Regions from separate parts of the Homo sapiens genome. Here region 1 is linked to region 2. A link is a loop called in an ENCODE intact Hi-C map of the cell type or tissue named here. Cell type or tissue: ascending aorta. All regions are shown on one strand. Region 1 overlaps VAT1L (vesicle amine transport 1 like). Region 2 overlaps VAT1L (vesicle amine transport 1 like).

What was found. Peaks named below come from ENCODE experiments on the same cell type or tissue, not always from the same donor. Only the 100,000 strongest peaks of a DNase experiment are listed, where the experiment ranks them.
Region 1: it touches region 2 in a loop (2.3-fold over the local background); 3 of 110 quality-filtered maps call a loop at or near these places.

Annotation. Positions count from the first base shown.
Region 1 is chr16:77,879,528-77,884,527 of GRCh38, forward strand. All of the region lies in intron 6 of VAT1L (vesicle amine transport 1 like), which reads left to right. Among named protein-coding and RNA genes, the nearest start is that of VAT1L, 93 kb to the left of the region's middle. In ascending aorta, no CTCF peak of the experiment used is centred here; no DNase peak of the experiment used is centred here; H3K27ac peaks cover 2,611 bases.
Region 2 is chr16:77,934,907-77,939,906 of GRCh38, forward strand. All of the region lies in intron 7 of VAT1L (vesicle amine transport 1 like), which reads left to right. LOC105371351 (a long non-coding RNA gene) reads right to left here. Exons shown (of 3, transcript XR_007065123.1): 2 at 1,049-1,133; 3 at 1-260. Among named protein-coding and RNA genes, the nearest start is that of CLEC3A, 85 kb to the right of the region's middle. In ascending aorta, no CTCF peak of the experiment used is centred here; a DNase peak (open chromatin) is centred at 2,798; H3K27ac peaks cover 3,639 bases.

The DNA of each region.
Region 1 (5,000 bases), 55 kb before region 2:
TGCCCGCCTCAGCCTCCCAAAGTGCTGGGATTACAGGCGTGAGCCACCGCACCCAGCTGTGAGCTCTTCTATCATAAGGCATTGACTTAATCTTGTCTTTCAATTTCCTCGTTCATTTCCCATAAAACCTGCACTCCTGCCCTATTCCCTGCAAATGGTCAGGACCAGAATTTAGACTACTTTTGTCTAAATGAAACAGAGAGGTGGGAGTGTCAGAGAAACTCAAGAAAGCTACAGCTTTATTTCAGTCAAAATTGCTTAAGTGTTGGTGTCTTTAATTATTGGTCAAAAATGAACTTAGCATTAGTGCATTTTCTTTGCTCCATAGAGCGGCCAGCCTTTCACTTTGCTACTTTCTGACCAGGTCTCTGGGGGTACTTGAGATTTCTCTGTCTCCCCATCCTCTTGAATCGGAGATAGAAATGAGGACCCTATGACCTTAACAAGATCCTGAGGTGACTTGTAGACTCAGACAAGCTCATGAACCACTCTCTTGGGTGATCATGCTTTCAATATGGTGGTTAGTTTGTCGGCCATTGCAAAGCGACATCCCTGGGCATTCACCTCACTACAAATTGACTCTGATCTATCTTCCTATCTGGAGCTATACTTGCTAGAATTATACTGATGTTGGCTTGAACTTTTTTGAGACCGAGTCTAGCTCTGTCACCCAGGTTGGAGTGCCGTGGCATGGTCTCGGCTCACTGCAACCTCCACCTCCTGGGCTGTAGCAACCCTCCTGCTTCAGCCTCCCAAGTAGCTGGGATTACAGGTGTGTGCCACTATACCCAGCGAATTTATGTATTTATTTTGGTAGAGACAAGGTTTCACCCTGTTACCCAGGCTGGTTTTGAATTCCCGGGCTCAAGCAATCCGCTTGCCTCAGCCTCCCAAAGTGCTGGAATTATAGGTGTGAGCCATCGTACTCGGCCAAACTTAGTTTTTTAAATATCATTTCAACACCCCTTCCCCAGCCCAAATTCCTTCTCTTCTTTGAAATGAACCACCAGTACACCAGCACCAGCCCATGTTGCTTTTTTTTTTTCTTCGCACGTTCCAGGGTATTTTTTTTTTTTTTTTTTTTTTAGTAATTTCAACTTTTTAGATTCAGGAGGTACCTGTGCAGGTTTTTTGCCCGGGTATTGTATGATGCTGAAGTTTGGGGTACAAATGATCCTCTCATTCACATAGTGAGCATAGTACCCAATAGTTTTTCAACCCCTGCCCCCCTCCCAGTCCCCTTTAGTGGTCTGCAGTGTTAACTGTTCCCATATTTATGTCCATGAGTACCCAGCTCCCACTTAGGAGAGAACATGCAGTATTTGTTTTTATGTTTCTGCATTAATTTGATTAGGAAAATGAGCTCCAGCTGCATCCACGTTGCTGCAAAGGACATGATTCCATTCTTTTTTATGACTGCATAGTATTCCATGGTGTATACGTCTCACATTTTATTTATCCAGTCCACCATTGATGGGCACCTAGGTTGATTCCATGTGTTTGCTATTGTGAATAGAATGGCAATGAACATACGGGTGCATGTGTCCTTTTGATAGAACGATTTACTTTCTTTTGGATATATACCCAGTAATGAGACTGCTGGGTCAAATGGTAGGAACTTTTATTTTTACCCCTCCCCAACAGGGGATTGCTGCTTTTCACAAGGGTTTATTTTTGCCCCCTCTACTTTTGGACTTCTATGTGCCAGTGCAGCGTCAATTGATCCACTCATTTGACAGGCATTTTCTGAGCACCTGCTGTTTGTGGTATTGTGCCAAGCACTGGGCTATTACAGCACATAAGATAGGTGCACTTTGGGCCTTTTTGGTTCTTATATACTAATGAGGGAGACAAACCCAAAATAAGCAAGATATGTTAATTAACATGATTATAAATGGCTATTAAACCTCTGAAGAGGATAAAAATCAAGTGCTAAAATAGAAAATAGCAGGGTGGGTGGAGGCAATTAAAACAAAGTGGTCAGTGAAAAGTATGGTAAGGAGTTTGGAATTCATTCTAAGTATGGCACTATGTGCTATTCATATGCCCTCAAAGTGCCAACATCAGCTTCCAGAAACATCAGCCCCAAACATTCTGGAATGGATAATACTCCCTGCATTTGTGAGATTCAAATCAAAGGTCTTCTCTTTGCATTTGGGCTTTAAAATATGGGTCAAGGATCATCCTAACTACAGAACCGACAGGAGGAGCAAGAATGGAGTGTAATGAAGGATGCTGTCTGGAGTGTGTCCCCTGAAGACAGGCTTTGTGCCATGCACAGCTGCTCTGTTGCTGTGGCTGTAATTAACATGATGTTGACAGACTGCTGTGGGTAACCACACTGGTCCCAAATTACATACAATTGTAAGAAGTGTTTTCCCTTTCTCCTCTAAATGCACAATCCCAACACACAGTGTTAATGAAATAATTGCAGCGTGCCCATGCTCAATGAAGGCATTCATAAATGCACAGCCAGGATGGGGATGGAGATTCCTCTGCCCAAAGCAGGGGTTCCTATTTCCAGAACGCTTTGTACCTGGAGGTCAAGAATGAGGATGTTTTCTTTCAGAGGCCTGCTCAAACACTGAGGGTCATTTGGAAGAAAACTGAAGAGAGGGCCTACGAAGAGGTGGAACTTTGCTCTGAAAAGTCCTAGAAAAAAAATTTTTCAATGTATTCAAGAAGGGCTTAGAAATTAAAGGTCGACTGGAATTATACAGGAATTTCCCACTCAGCTATCTTAATGATGTTGCATCTTAAAATCGCTGCAGTTTGTGCCTCACTATTTGTCAAACATGCTATTTTCTTTCACACCATAACGATGATGATACTAATAGAAGAAGTTAACATTTACAGAGCAATCTGACTCCAAATTTGGAGCTCTTATTCACTAAACCAAAAACATCTTGTTCAAATTAAGATAATAAAAGTGGTGTATGTTTATAGAGCACCTCATGCGTGGCAGACACTGTGCTAAGCACTTGATATGCATTAACACATTTACTCCTCATAACCACCCCATGAGGAACAGTGAGGAAATTGAGCACAGAGAAGTTAAGAGATTTGCCTAAAGTCACACAGCTAGTAAGTGACAAAGCTGAGATTCAAAACTAGGCATTCAGCTCTATAACCTTCTTAACCACAACTGTACATTTGCAGCAAGCATTCATTCCACAAACATTCACTGAGGCATTGCAGATACACTGTGAATCAAGTTATTATTTTTCTATATTTGCTGTATTTCCCAAGTTGGTTTGTTTTAAATGAGGGTCCTAAAAATCACTGTCCCATAGAATAGAATTTTGGATGTAAGGAATACGTTAAGTTATTTAGTGATTTCCAAACCACATGCCTCACCACACCATCTGTGCCACAAACCCTTGCCAGGTAAGACCATCAAAACTGAAAGCCAAGAAACCTAAGGTCAAATGCGTGGCTCTTATTGGTCCCCCGGCCCTCTCCGAATGTGCTTTTGTAAATAATTTTGTATATGAACCTCATCATTGTTTTCAACCTGCCTTTTCCATGCTTATTCTCCTAGTGACACGAGCTTCCCAATTAAAAAAAATAAAAAATTTTCACTTTAGTCAGTCTCCTTAATTCTTTTCGAAAACAGGATATAAATGAGCTCAATGATAACATAAAGGCTATCAATGTTTCTAAATGCCCATCACATTCCTCTTTGCATCCTGTATTGAAATGATTTTGAACATCTTATCCCCTAGAATCCCCCAGAAACTGGACGCTTGGATTTCTAACCTATAACCAGCACCAAAGGAAAAGCAATTAAATCATAACAAAGCAGTTGGATCCCCATTTCTCTAGGTTTCCAGTGGATTATTTACTTATTTTGATATGAAGGGAGGAGATGACAGACTGGAAAAGAGATGGCCACATTAAATAGTTTGTAGGTATTTCACCCAGAACTTTAGTCCAGGGCATCTCGGCTTTAATGCTATGGATATTTGGGGCTGGGTAATTCTTTGTTGTGGATTATTCTTTGCTGTGAATATTCTTTGTCCTGAGCACTGTGGGATGTTTAGCTGCATCCCTGGCTTCCACCCACTAGACGCCAGTAGCACCACCTCCCGCTTCAGTCATCACAAACAAACAAAAATCCCCAAACAATATCAAATGCCTTCTGGGGGACAAAACTACCCCCAGTTCAGAACCATTGATTCAGTCCCAACAATTTGGCCTCATCATTTCTTCATGCTGTTACTTCTTCCTAAATCATCCCTCCTCCCTCTTCATCCGATGGATCCCTACCCGCCTCCCCAGATTTAGCCTTATCAAAACCACTCCCCCAGGAAAGCTGCTTCTGCAGTCAGAGTGGCCACCTCCATCATGTTCCCCACCACATTGTGTAAACTTTTCTGCCATCCTAGTTCCTTTAACAACCCCATCATCACCACCACCATTCACTGAGCCAAGTGCTTTATACTTAATCACAGAGAACGTTGTAGAGCCACGATTCAAGTCCGGAGCTGATGATCCTGACCATGTACTTAATATTTCAACTACATGTGGCCATGTAGTTAGTTTTGGGCTCTCTCTCCCACTTAGACCTGAGCGTCTCATAAGCATCAATGTCTATTGCTTCCCATGCACTTGCAACAGTGCCTAGAAAAATAGATGCTTTTAAAAAAAATACACCACTGTCCAAGGCGGGTGGATCACGAGGTCAGGAGTTCAAGACCAGCCTGGCCAAGATGGTGAAACCCCATCCCTACTAAAAATACAAAAATTAGCTGGGCATGGTCGTGGGCGCCTGTAATCCCAGCTACTCGGGAGGCTGGGGCAGAGAATTACTTGAACCCGGGAGGCAGACGTTGCAGTAAGCTGAGATCATGCCACTGCACTCCAGCCTGGGCTACAGAGTGAGACTCCATCTCAAAAAATAAAAATAAAAAATAAAATAAAAAAATACACCACCAAGAGCAACCCCTTGGCCAGCTGGAATCTGCTGAGCTGCAGCCCCACGTTCCCCCTGTAGTAGC
Region 2 (5,000 bases):
GGATGGGGAACAATTTCACAGCAGCTTAATGGACCTGCCTGTCATTTTACCTTGAAAAGGGACCCTAGTCTAGTTTTCATCTTTGAGTATAGGGGGGATAAAAAGGCCTCTTGGTGCTCGATTTCCTCTGGTACCACGGAATGTTTCTTTGGGCAGGTCTCTTCTGTCTTTTACATCTGACCCACAAAATGCACTTTATTCCACTTGGTCTGGACTTTCTATTGAAACCAGCAAAATGATTTACAGAATGTACAGCATCTCTGAAAAAAATAGTAAAAGATTCATTGGAAGAGTGAAATCTCTTTTAGGTTGTAGGAGATGTCTCTTCACTCATCTGATATGATACAGTTTTAAAGTGATAATTGAGACTTTTTTATGGAGTGCAGTTAAGAAATGTCATTACTGTTTATTACAGAAAATGAAATAAATTGGTAGTGCGGGTAAGAGAACTCATATTGTAGAGAATTACAACTCTTTGGGAAATACGAGGTGAGCATCTTCTTTGGGCACGAGAATTTTTTTTCAAATACCTTCCAATTAGCACAAGCCTTGTGCTCAGTATTTCCTCCACTCCCCATTCAATGACGGTTTATAAAAAAAAAAAAAAAAACTACCCTTATTCCAAATTTAAGAGGCAGAGAGAGATGGGGGCGGTGGCGGGGAAGGGAGAAAAGGAGAAGAAAGGAGTGAGAGGGACAGAGACGGAGAGGGATGAGTGGGGGGAAGAGAGAGAGAGAGAAGGGGAAAATGTGGGAAAGAGGTTCAGACTGGTTGGATCGTGTCTGCAGTGATTGCTGACTGCAGGGTTGCACAGTAGACCAGCACTGGCTGTAATGTTAAGCTGGCCAGAATTTAAAGCTCATCTCTGGCATAAACTACCTGTGTGACCATGGACAAAATATCTAAACCCTATGAGCTTCAGTTTTTTTCATTCATTAAATTGGAGAAATGATACCTGTTTGCAGGGCTATTGGGAATTCTGGTGTGATCATGTATCTGAAGTACCCGGCATTGTCTAAAACATGGTAGATGCCTAATAAATACTCACTTCATTCTCCAGAGCATCCTGCTTCTCTCTCGTTCTCTTTTTGACACTCCTTAATTTTCCTCTTTTGAGAATCAGTGATACATACCTGGGGAGAAAAAAAAGGAGGTGGGAAGAAATGGGAAGGCATGATAAGGTTGTGGGGAGACTATCGCACCACTGACTTTTCTTATAACTTCCCAGGACTGGCTGGGGAAAGACCTGGTAGGTACAGGGGGAGCCATGGCCTGGAATAGCAAGCTGGACATTCCTGGTTATGTTACTATACTGAGACTTAAGGCTGCGAAACACTTGTCCATCTTCAGCTATATTTCTTCCTCACTTAAACCCTCTGGGACAATTTTCCACTTTAGAGCTAAAGAAACTGAGGCTGGGAGAGGCTTTCTGACTTGCCCAGGATGACTACAGTGAGTAAGGGGAGCCTCAGTCTCCTCAAGTCACCACGCAGGCAGCCCTTTCTGCCTCATTGCACCTGGCACCCACCTTTATGTAAAAGCCAACATCAAAGAAAACGACCCAAGTGCTGGGGGACTTCTCCTTAAGTCAACTAAAGATGAGGTCCTTGTCACATGGCCACGAAAATGTAGGCTTGCAGACGATTCGAAGAGTGAGAAAAATGGGATTTACTCGGCAAAAAGGAAAAAAAGGGGAAACAGAGACTCTTAGTGAAGCGAGAGAGCGTGCTTCCTACCTGTGCACTTCCTGCCTCACAGTTTGAATCCCAGGTTCCACACAGGAAGAGGAGGGGCCAGGCTCCTCCCTGCTGCAAACAGCATTAGTTACTGTGGCTCCATCTTGTAAGGATTAAAGAAAGAGGAGAGGAAGGAGAGGGAGGAAGAGGGAGCAAGGGTTAGGGAGCAAAATCCCACTTGCGAGTGGTCAGGGGTGGATTCCTAAGACCTGAGGGTTTGTTTGGTTTCTTGTTTGTTTGTTTGTTTGTTTGTTTGTTTTTGAGACGGAGTCTCGCTCTGCCACCAGGCTGGAGTGCAATGGCACATTCTTGGCTCAGTGCATCCTCCACCTACCGGGTTCAAGCAATTATCCTGCCTCAGCCTCCCGAGTAGCTGGGATTACAGGTGCATGCCACCACGCCCGGCTAACTTTTTATTTTTAGTAGAGACGGGGTTCACCATGTTGGTCAGGATGGTCTCGATCTCTTAGCCTCATGATCTGCCCACCTCGGCCTCCCAAAGTGCTGGGATTACAGGCGTGAGCCACCGCGTCCTGCCCAACCTGAGGGTTTTGAGAGCCCACCTGGGAGTAGCCCCAGCCTGAGCCTCACAGTTCCCTTCAGGTTCATCGTCCTCCTCACGCAAATCAGTTGAAAATGAAGTGAGGGAAAAGATGGGCGGGTGGCCAGAGACCTTCAGGATCCAGAGGTTAACTCACAGTGAGCCGCCGTTGCCCACTGCTTCCTGAGTTGCAAGAGAGCCTGTGCTCCCAACACCCATTCCAGGTTTTGGCACCAAATGTAAGAATTAAAGAAAGAGGAGAGAAACACGAAGGGTGGCTTGACAGTTACCCAAGAGACTTTCCCCCACTACCTCCCTTTGTGGCCGAGCTGTTTTATTTGTGTTTTACTATTTGCTCTTTCTGGCTGCTTATAGTTAGAAGAGAAGTGATTTCCTTGTAATGCTTGAGGCTAGAAAGGGAGCTGGAACTTAAAGTGGTGATGCTTGTCTGAAATGACGGTGCTCCTGCTCTGTTACATCCCAGTATGCACTCCTCCCAGTGAATAGGCCAGTTGGAGTTTTGCCAGGGGGCCCTTCCCACCTGACTGTCTCACAAATTCTCAGACCGGGAGAAGGACCTCCTTGAAAAGGCGAGTTGAATCCCTTGAATTACATAAGGGGAGGAGATAACCTGAGCCTTAAACTCACAGTGAAGCCCACTAGTTGGGAATTCAGAAGAGACAGAGAGTTGAAAATTACCGAAGGAAACTTGCCCAAATACTTAAGATAGAATCACAGTGCTCTGAAAGAATATGCTAAGTCACTGTATTTTTAAGAACTGGGAAAACGTGTTTCCTGCTACTATTTGGAAAGAATGACTCTAAGAGCGTAAAGGGCAAAACCCTTCTTTTTATGAGCACTGTTTACTGTTGCTGATACCTCCTGACTAAATAGACTGTGTCTACATGTGGACCACTTGGGACCAGTTCCTGAGCTCCACTTTGGACCTAATGAATCAGAAGTTATTAGGGATGGGCCCCAGAGTTTTCTGTTTTAATATGCTACCATAGTGGCCCTAATGCACAGATGAACTGGAAACCACTCTTCTAAATGTGTCTTATGTCTCCCTTGCCTGCTGGATCCTGATTCAACAGATATTTATTGAATTCCAACTATTTAGCTGTCTGTGTTGTATGCACTTGGGATATACCTATAAACAAAACTGAACGCTCTGTCAAAAAAATCTGTTTTCTAGAACTTATAGTCTACTGTGTGGGTGACATTGTTTAAATATGTGTCCTCATCAAATCTCATGTTGAATTGTAATCCCCAGTGTTGGAGGAGGGGCTGGGTGGGAGGTGACTGGATCATGGGGATTAGCACCATTCCCTCTTGGTACTGTACAGCGAGTTCTCATGAGATCTGGTTGTTTAAAAGTGTGTGGCACTTCCCCCCTTATTCTCTCTGTTGCTTCTGCTCTGGCCATGTAAAGACGTGCCTGCTTCCCCTTTACCTTCCACCATGATGGTAAGTTTCCTGAGGCCTCCCCGGAAGCCAAGCAGATGCCAGCCTCATGCTTCCTGTACAGGCTGCGGAACCATGAGCCAATTAAACCTCTTTTCTTTATAAATTACCCAGTCTCAGGTATTTCTTTACAGCACTGTGAGAACAGACTAATACAGCAAAAATAGGTGAGTGAGGAAAGAAAATAAGCAATAAACACAACAAATCATTTTTTACTTTATATTAAAAGATCATCATTGCTTTTTCTAAAGAAGAGGCAGATAAAAGGGGAAACAGGAGTGTGGGGATGGGAGAGAGGAGTGGGTTGGGTGGTGTGACCCTGGATCTTCTGTCTACTCCAGGAATGAGACTTTAAACCTTTCCTGCCTGCATCAACCTGGACTGCTCAGATCTGGGCTTCCCACTTCTACCTGCCTCCTGATTCTCAGTGCTCTGTTGCCCTGTTAGTTCCTAGGTACTCCACCCACAGTGCACGGAAGTAACCTTCCTCTGCTAGCTAAACAGAATTCGTGACGACCTCTCCAGGCTAACTCTGGGAAAATGCTTGTTTAAACCTCCCTGTAGGACTAAACGCTTAACCAATTCTTTGAAACACCAGAAAGACTGGAGATATATTTGAGCAACACTCTGTGGGGTGCTGGAGCCAGTATGCACGAGCTCCTGAGAGCCAATTGTGTGCATGTTTTTTCCAGCTAGGCATCAGTGGTGTTATATCATAGCTCAAACCAGTGGGGGGCCGGAGGCGGGCGGGGTGGGGACGGTGGGAGTAGTTAGTTACACTGAGAACTGTGATAACTCAGCAAGTGCCACAAATCAGGGCTCCCTTTAGAGATCTGTTGTTACATATTGACCATCACATCAGTGGTAACAGTTATGTGCTAGAAATAGCCCCAGAAGAACATAACTCCAAAGCTCTCTCCCTAAATCCAGTAACCTGGGTTTGGCTCTTCTCTTGCTTCCTGGGTACAAGAAAATCTCAAACCCTCTTGCTACCGAAGGGTTTGAGATTCTAGACCAAAAAGATACACAGAGAGGCTTGGAATAAAATAGACAGTAGTGACTTGAAGGAATACAAAGGGTGAAAAATTCCTGCACTCAATTTATTGTCTTATATCTTGAGGTTTATTTTTCCTAATAATCATTACACCCTCAGAAACTGATGAGTTTCCAGGGCATTATAAATTTAAAACATTTAGCAGGGCTAGCACTAAAATAGCTCATTAAAGAGTGTGGGTTGGAAAGGCTTGTTAGTCTGCTTT